2 separate regions of the Homo sapiens genome follow, and region 2 is linked to region 1. The links are chromatin contacts, found by Hi-C in ENCODE. All regions are on one chromosome and are shown on one strand. The core of a region is the stretch at or near the end of the contact, and the rest is flanking DNA. Distances in the headings are between cores, read along the strand shown.

Region 1 (2,712 bases), core at 30-2,529:
TCTTTATGACATTCTATGTCCTTCAAATCTATAATCTACCCTACACATGACTCAAAGGGAATCTTTATTTAGGTTTTGTCTGGGGGTCTTTTATTAACATAATTTTCTACATCTGACTTAGGCATTTTTATATGTCATCCTGGGTGACTGAAACTGTTTTCATCTTCAACAACCTTTAAACCACCCCTCTTGAAATTGTTTCTCCAAATCTTTTCCTCTACAAAGTTGAGGTAATATACATATATCATCCACTCAATCCCATACAATGAAGACTTATCCATATAACAGTATAACAATTGTGGAATTGTTTTATTTATTGCCGTGAAAGTGTAATAATTTTTTGGTGATTTGTACATGTCCTGTTATTTATAATAATTTGAATCCATAAACTATATAATCCATATGGCCTCCAGAACACTGCCACCTACATATGTTAGGAATCTCCTGTGTGAATTGCTTTTTCTTTTTTTTTTTTCAACGCCTCCTCCTCCATCGTTTAAAATGTTTCTCTTCCCCCATTTGCTGAGATCCTACTAAGTGGTGTGTTTTCATCATCTCTGCTTCCTTCATCTCTTTCTTTTCTCTCTTTTGACTACTTCTTTTTTTCGTTTTCCTTCATCCTTCTTATTGTTCATCCTAATATCCACCCTTCTTGTCTTCTCCCTGGCCTGCCTGTCCTTCCCCTTCTCCGTTTGTCTCGTGACTCGCTTTTGTGGTCCAGTTCTATCTCTTAGTACTTCTCAACATTCAGCCCATGCCTCCTTCTGTCACCTAACTTTTCCAAAGCACAAGCTACCATTCATACATTTTCCTTTACCATTTGACTTCCTCACTTTCTCCAGTTTGCTCCTTTTTTTTCTCCCCGAGTTGCCTACCTTTTCCACGCTACAGTTTGCCTTTCTCCTGACTCCTCCTCCCAGCAGCCCTAGCCCCAATAGAGCTCTTTTGGTCGTTTTCCCCTCAGCCTGCCTCTCCCCCACCTAGTACTTGTCCCCATTCTCCTCTGACCCCGACTTTCTCTCTTCTTTGTCTCCTTCCAGTTCTCCCCTAGTAGTTGCTTCACCGTCTCTTTCCAGGCGCTTTCCCCAGTTCCAACCTCTGGTCTCGCCGATGTCTCTGCCCTCCTCTCTCTTTGCGGCTCTCTCTTGCCTTTGCCTCCCGCTCTCCCCTCCTTCTTCCCCCGGCCCGCCCTCCTCCCTCCCAGCTTCTCTGCCTGGCTCGCTGCCTCCCTCGCCTCTTGTCTCATCTTGCCTGTGTTGTCTGGGAGGGGAGCCCAGCCTCCTCTCCCTCGCTCAGATCAATGCCCTGGCCACTCACTTTCTGATGTTGCACGACGGGAAATGCTTTGAATACTTACGACATGGCCGCTCACACTGATTGCCAAGATTGACAGCACTAACCATCGCCTTCACTTGTTCCAGGGTGAAGCCCCTAGTCACCCCGCTCCGCGCGCACCTCCTGGAACCCCGGCGGCAAACTTCTGCCGCTCTGCGCTGCCCCCACCCGGGGCGGGACACCCCCGCAGACTTGAGTTAACGGGCTACGCCGGCCGCGGCGCTGGGGGGTTCTGTTCCCTTGCTCCCCGGACTGTGACAATTGACCTAGCACCGACTCCCCTTCCTTTTAATTTTTTTTATTTGTATCTTTCCCTTTTTCTTTAATGCCATTTACTCCTGCGGCGCAGCGCACAAGGAGCCCTCCCGCGCGGTACCATCCTGGAGCCCGCCCAGGTAACCGGGACGGAGCGAGCGATCTCGAGAGCGAGGGAGGCAGAGCCAGGGCGCGCGGCCCGCTGTGAGCTACCTGTTGGGGCGCCGGAGGGGGCAGGGGGCAGGAGCCCAGGGCCGGGCCGCCGTCCCCCGGCGTCTTCCGCTCCTGCCCTTCCGGGCACTCCAGGGTTAGTTTCTGTGAGCTGGGACCGAGGGGCTGGGGCAGGACAGGCAGAGGGACGAGAGCCGAGCGAGCGGAGCCCCGAGAGGGCGCGGGTGGCCGGGAGCCGCGGCTGCCGGGCCGGGGCGGGTTTGCGTACTTGGCTGGGGAGGGGAAAGGAGGAGGAGGAGCGGGAGGAGGGCGCTCCGAGGGGCCGACGCGGAGGGGGAGTGGAGGGAGAGAAAGGGGCCCGGGCGCCCGCCGCTCGCTGGTGGACGCGCTGATCCCGAGGATGCGTCCCCCTCTTGGAGAGTTGCGCCTTGTTCCGGAGTGACAGATCTGCGTGGCGGGGGTCTGTTTTTCTCCCCTTCACCTCCCCTCCAAAAAATCCACCCTGAGAAAACACATGTTGTAGCCGTAGATAACTGTGCGTAGGACATTAAGGCAAAAGGGCAGGGACAGGGACACAACGCAACCTTTGACAACAGAAAGCTGTTATCGCCATCCTAAGTATTCGTCCGGAAATCTGTCTGCCCTCTCGGCCCACCTCACTCCTCCACCTCCGCCTCCCCGCATTGGTATTCTAATCTATATAATTGGGAATGATGTGAAAAAGAAGTCAGGTGGCTTAGAGAATGAATTTGTAAGTCTCCGTGAAGTTCGAGGTAGGTATTTCATTGAAGTTCGCTCAAGTGTGTGATAGAGGAAGCTTTTGTGGCTGCGTGTGTAGTCATCCCTCCTCGTTCTGTGAAAGCAAATGCGTGTCGGCTTTGAAGGTTCAGATGGGACCGCTAGGCGGTAATGCCCTCCGTGCCCACAAGAGGGCAACATCCCGAGGGCTTT
Region 2 (2,700 bases), core at 102-2,601, 1.1 Mb before region 1:
GGGGGGCCGCTGTAGTCCATCTGCAAACAGCAAGGGCGACTGAGTCAGGCCCGCGGGACGGCTCGAGGCCCGAACACCAATTCCTGTAGCCGCCCCCTCCCTAACTCTAGCCTAAGGCTCTAGTTCCGGGCCCAGACCTGTCCTGGTTGGGGGGGTAATTACGGGTGGGTAGGAGATGAGGTCTGCAACATGCAGGGCCAAACCAAGGGCGGACAGTCACCAAGGGGCGCAAATTTACATTTTGGAAGTAGGGATAAGTAGAGAAAAAGATCTTCACGTTCGCGCTGCAGTGTTCTAATAGCGCCCCCAATGGGGCAGCTCGAACGCTTGCCCGCACACTTCCAAAACAGGCTACCCCAGTGACAGCTGCCCAGGACAAGGGGGTCCTCTCTCTCGGGAAGGATCCTGGCCCAAACCTCCCGCAAGGCCAGCTCCCCGCCCTCGGAAACGCGTCCCTGATATCCCGAGCGCCGCCCTAACTTCCTCACTTCCTGGGGTCCCGGCCTTACCATGCCGTCGGAGCAGTTGGAGCGCGGGCTGGACGCGTCGGAGTCGCCGCTGTAGTGCTCGCCGCCGCGGCCCGGGGGCAGCGGGCCCGGCGCATAGAAGGCGGCTGCGGCGCCAGGGGGCGCGGCGTCCTGGTCGCGCAGCAGAGCCTGCAGGCCCTCGATATAGCGGATGGCGTTGCGCAGGATCTCCACCTTGGGCAACCGCTGGTTTGGATTGCTCGACGTGCAGCGCTTGAGTGTCTCAAAGGCCTCATTTACTTTGCTCAGGCGGCGCCGCTCGCGCATGGTGGCGGCCTTGCGGCGGTCGGCGTTGGTGGTCTTGCGCTTGCACGCCTTGCAGGCCCACAGTAGGCAGCGGCCCGCCTGGTGGTGCCCGCTGGGCGCGCGCACATGCTCGTCCTCACGTGCGCCCGGGGCCGGGTGCACCGCCGCGGGGAAGTGCGAGTGCTCTTCGGGTTTCAGGAGCGCGCCCACGTGCATCAGGCGCGGGTCCAGGTCTTCGAAGAAGCGCAGGTCCGGGGAGTCGAAACACGGGTCGTCATAGAAGTCGTCCGTTGTGGCAAAGGAGCAGAGAGAGCCGTCGGGGGCCGTCAGGTCTACGTCGCGGAGCGGTGGCGACAGTAGCTCCATATCCTGGCGGTGGCGCGGCACGGTCCTGGCTTCGCCCAACCCAAGCGGCAGAGAGTGGCCGGAACTTTCTGCCGCTCGGGAGCCCCGGCTGTAGATAGCAAAGTGCTGGCAGTCTGAATGCCCACCCACTGTCCCCCACCCCTCCCTCTCCTGTCCGGCCTGATTTGTGGTTAAGGAAAGCGGCGGCAGCGCCCCAGGGCTTCCTCACCCCTAGCTTCTCGCCAGGCGCCCTGGGCTATTTATCCGTAGTAGCCTAAACGCCCCGGAGCCCAGGCGGGCAGCTGGGGGAGGGGGAGTCCGAGGCCAATAGGAACACTGCGGGGCGGGGCTTGGGGGGGTCCCCGGGGTGGCCGCAGGGGCCCGCAGACTGGCCAGCCAGCCCGCCCCTCCACACTGGCGTGCGCGCTAGGTCCCCTACCGGGCAGGGAGGGAGGGAGCGACCGGCAGCCCTAGGCGGCTGCACTTGGCTCTCCGGCACGCCCTTTCCAAACCTCTCCAACACCCGACTGCTGTATCCGCGGGAAACGCTGGCTGCGCGCGCTCACCTCTGAGCTGACTTTCAATACTCCTCTGTCCCCTGATTTGTGGGGGACCCATGGGTAGAGCGGCTGTAGAAATCAGGTCGTGAGAGATTTGGAGAGAGGCAAGGCATTGGGGGCACAGAGCTGAGGAGTGAGACCGTGAAAGAGGGACCGAAAGAGGCTGAGAGACACGCAGAAAGCAGAAAGCTTAGAGCGTCAGGGGCAGAGAAACGCACGAGTGCAACAACAGGCGGAGAGACCCCGAGAGTTGAAGTGGGCGAGCCCGAGACAAACGGGTCGTAGAGGCTCTGATATTCCGCCAGTCCCCGACCTGGGAGTTGCTCAGCAGGTCGTGGGCCCAGTCCTTCTTCCCTAGACGCTTAGAAACCCAGCTATGGTTGTACAGGAATCGGAGATTGCTGCTAAAGCTTCGCGCCAATCTCTCCAAACTCGGATCCTGCCCAGGTTAGGAATCCCCTCCATCTAAATCTGCACGTTTCCACAGCAGGGGTGTCCAGTGCCATGCCTGGGGTCTAGGCTGAGCTGCCTCTTCAGCTGGGAAGAAAACCCTTCTGCTCGGGGCTTGGCTCCGCCTCACTCGCGGTGCTGAGTCAAGGAAAGTGCATTTCGCCAAGGTGTCAAACTTCAGGACCTGGCCTGAGAACCTGACCTCATCTCACCTGAAGTCTCCGAGAGTGCGGTTTGCAGACCAGTTGAGTGCAGACTCCAGAGTTTCCCAACTGTGTGATTTTGTGGAAGTCATGTCTCCTTCCTGAGCCTCAGTTTCCAGTTATAGATTTGGGGATGACAGTAATTTCTTGGAGTAATTGTGGTGGGGATGACAGTCTGAAGAGACCAAGGATATGGAAGCCCTCAGGCGGTGATGTAGGGTTATTCGAGCAAGGGGCTTTCAGAGTTGGATGCTGTGTCCCGCAGGCTTACAACTCATCTGTGGTACCATGCCCTGACGGAGTGCCACGAGTCTCCAGGCCTTAGCTGTGTCTCTTTCCTGCAGCCTCACTGGAAAGGCTGGAAACAGG

Evidence for each region. Hi-C counts contacts between places; a loop is a spot of excess contacts on that map. Pooled maps may share reads with other maps.
Region 2: a loop to region 1 is called in a map of gastrocnemius medialis, with 6 times the contacts of the local background. The contact joins the promoter of MYOD1 here to the enhancer-like site in region 1. A Hi-C loop is called at or near these places in 1 of 168 maps with a recorded cell type or tissue (gastrocnemius medialis), 1 of 37 single-sample maps with no recorded cell type and 7 of 50 pooled maps.

The regions. Positions count from the first base shown.
Region 1 is chr11:16,606,363-16,609,074 of GRCh38, reverse strand. It overlaps a transcript of SOX6 not described here. Among named protein-coding and RNA genes, the nearest start is that of C11orf58, 130 kb to the left of the region's middle. RefSeq lists enhancers at 952-1,451, 1,452-1,953. Within about 2 kb of position 1,279, at least 26 of the 41 ENCODE cell types and tissues checked have a DNase peak (open chromatin) inside an H3K27ac peak, as active enhancers do; they include gastrocnemius medialis, where a contact is called at or near this core.
Region 2 is chr11:17,718,222-17,720,921 of GRCh38, reverse strand. MYOD1 (myogenic differentiation 1) reads right to left here and starts at 1,351. Exons shown (of 3, transcript NM_002478.5): 1 at 510-1,351; 2 at 1-20. The coding sequence starts at 1,139. RefSeq lists an enhancer at 1-402.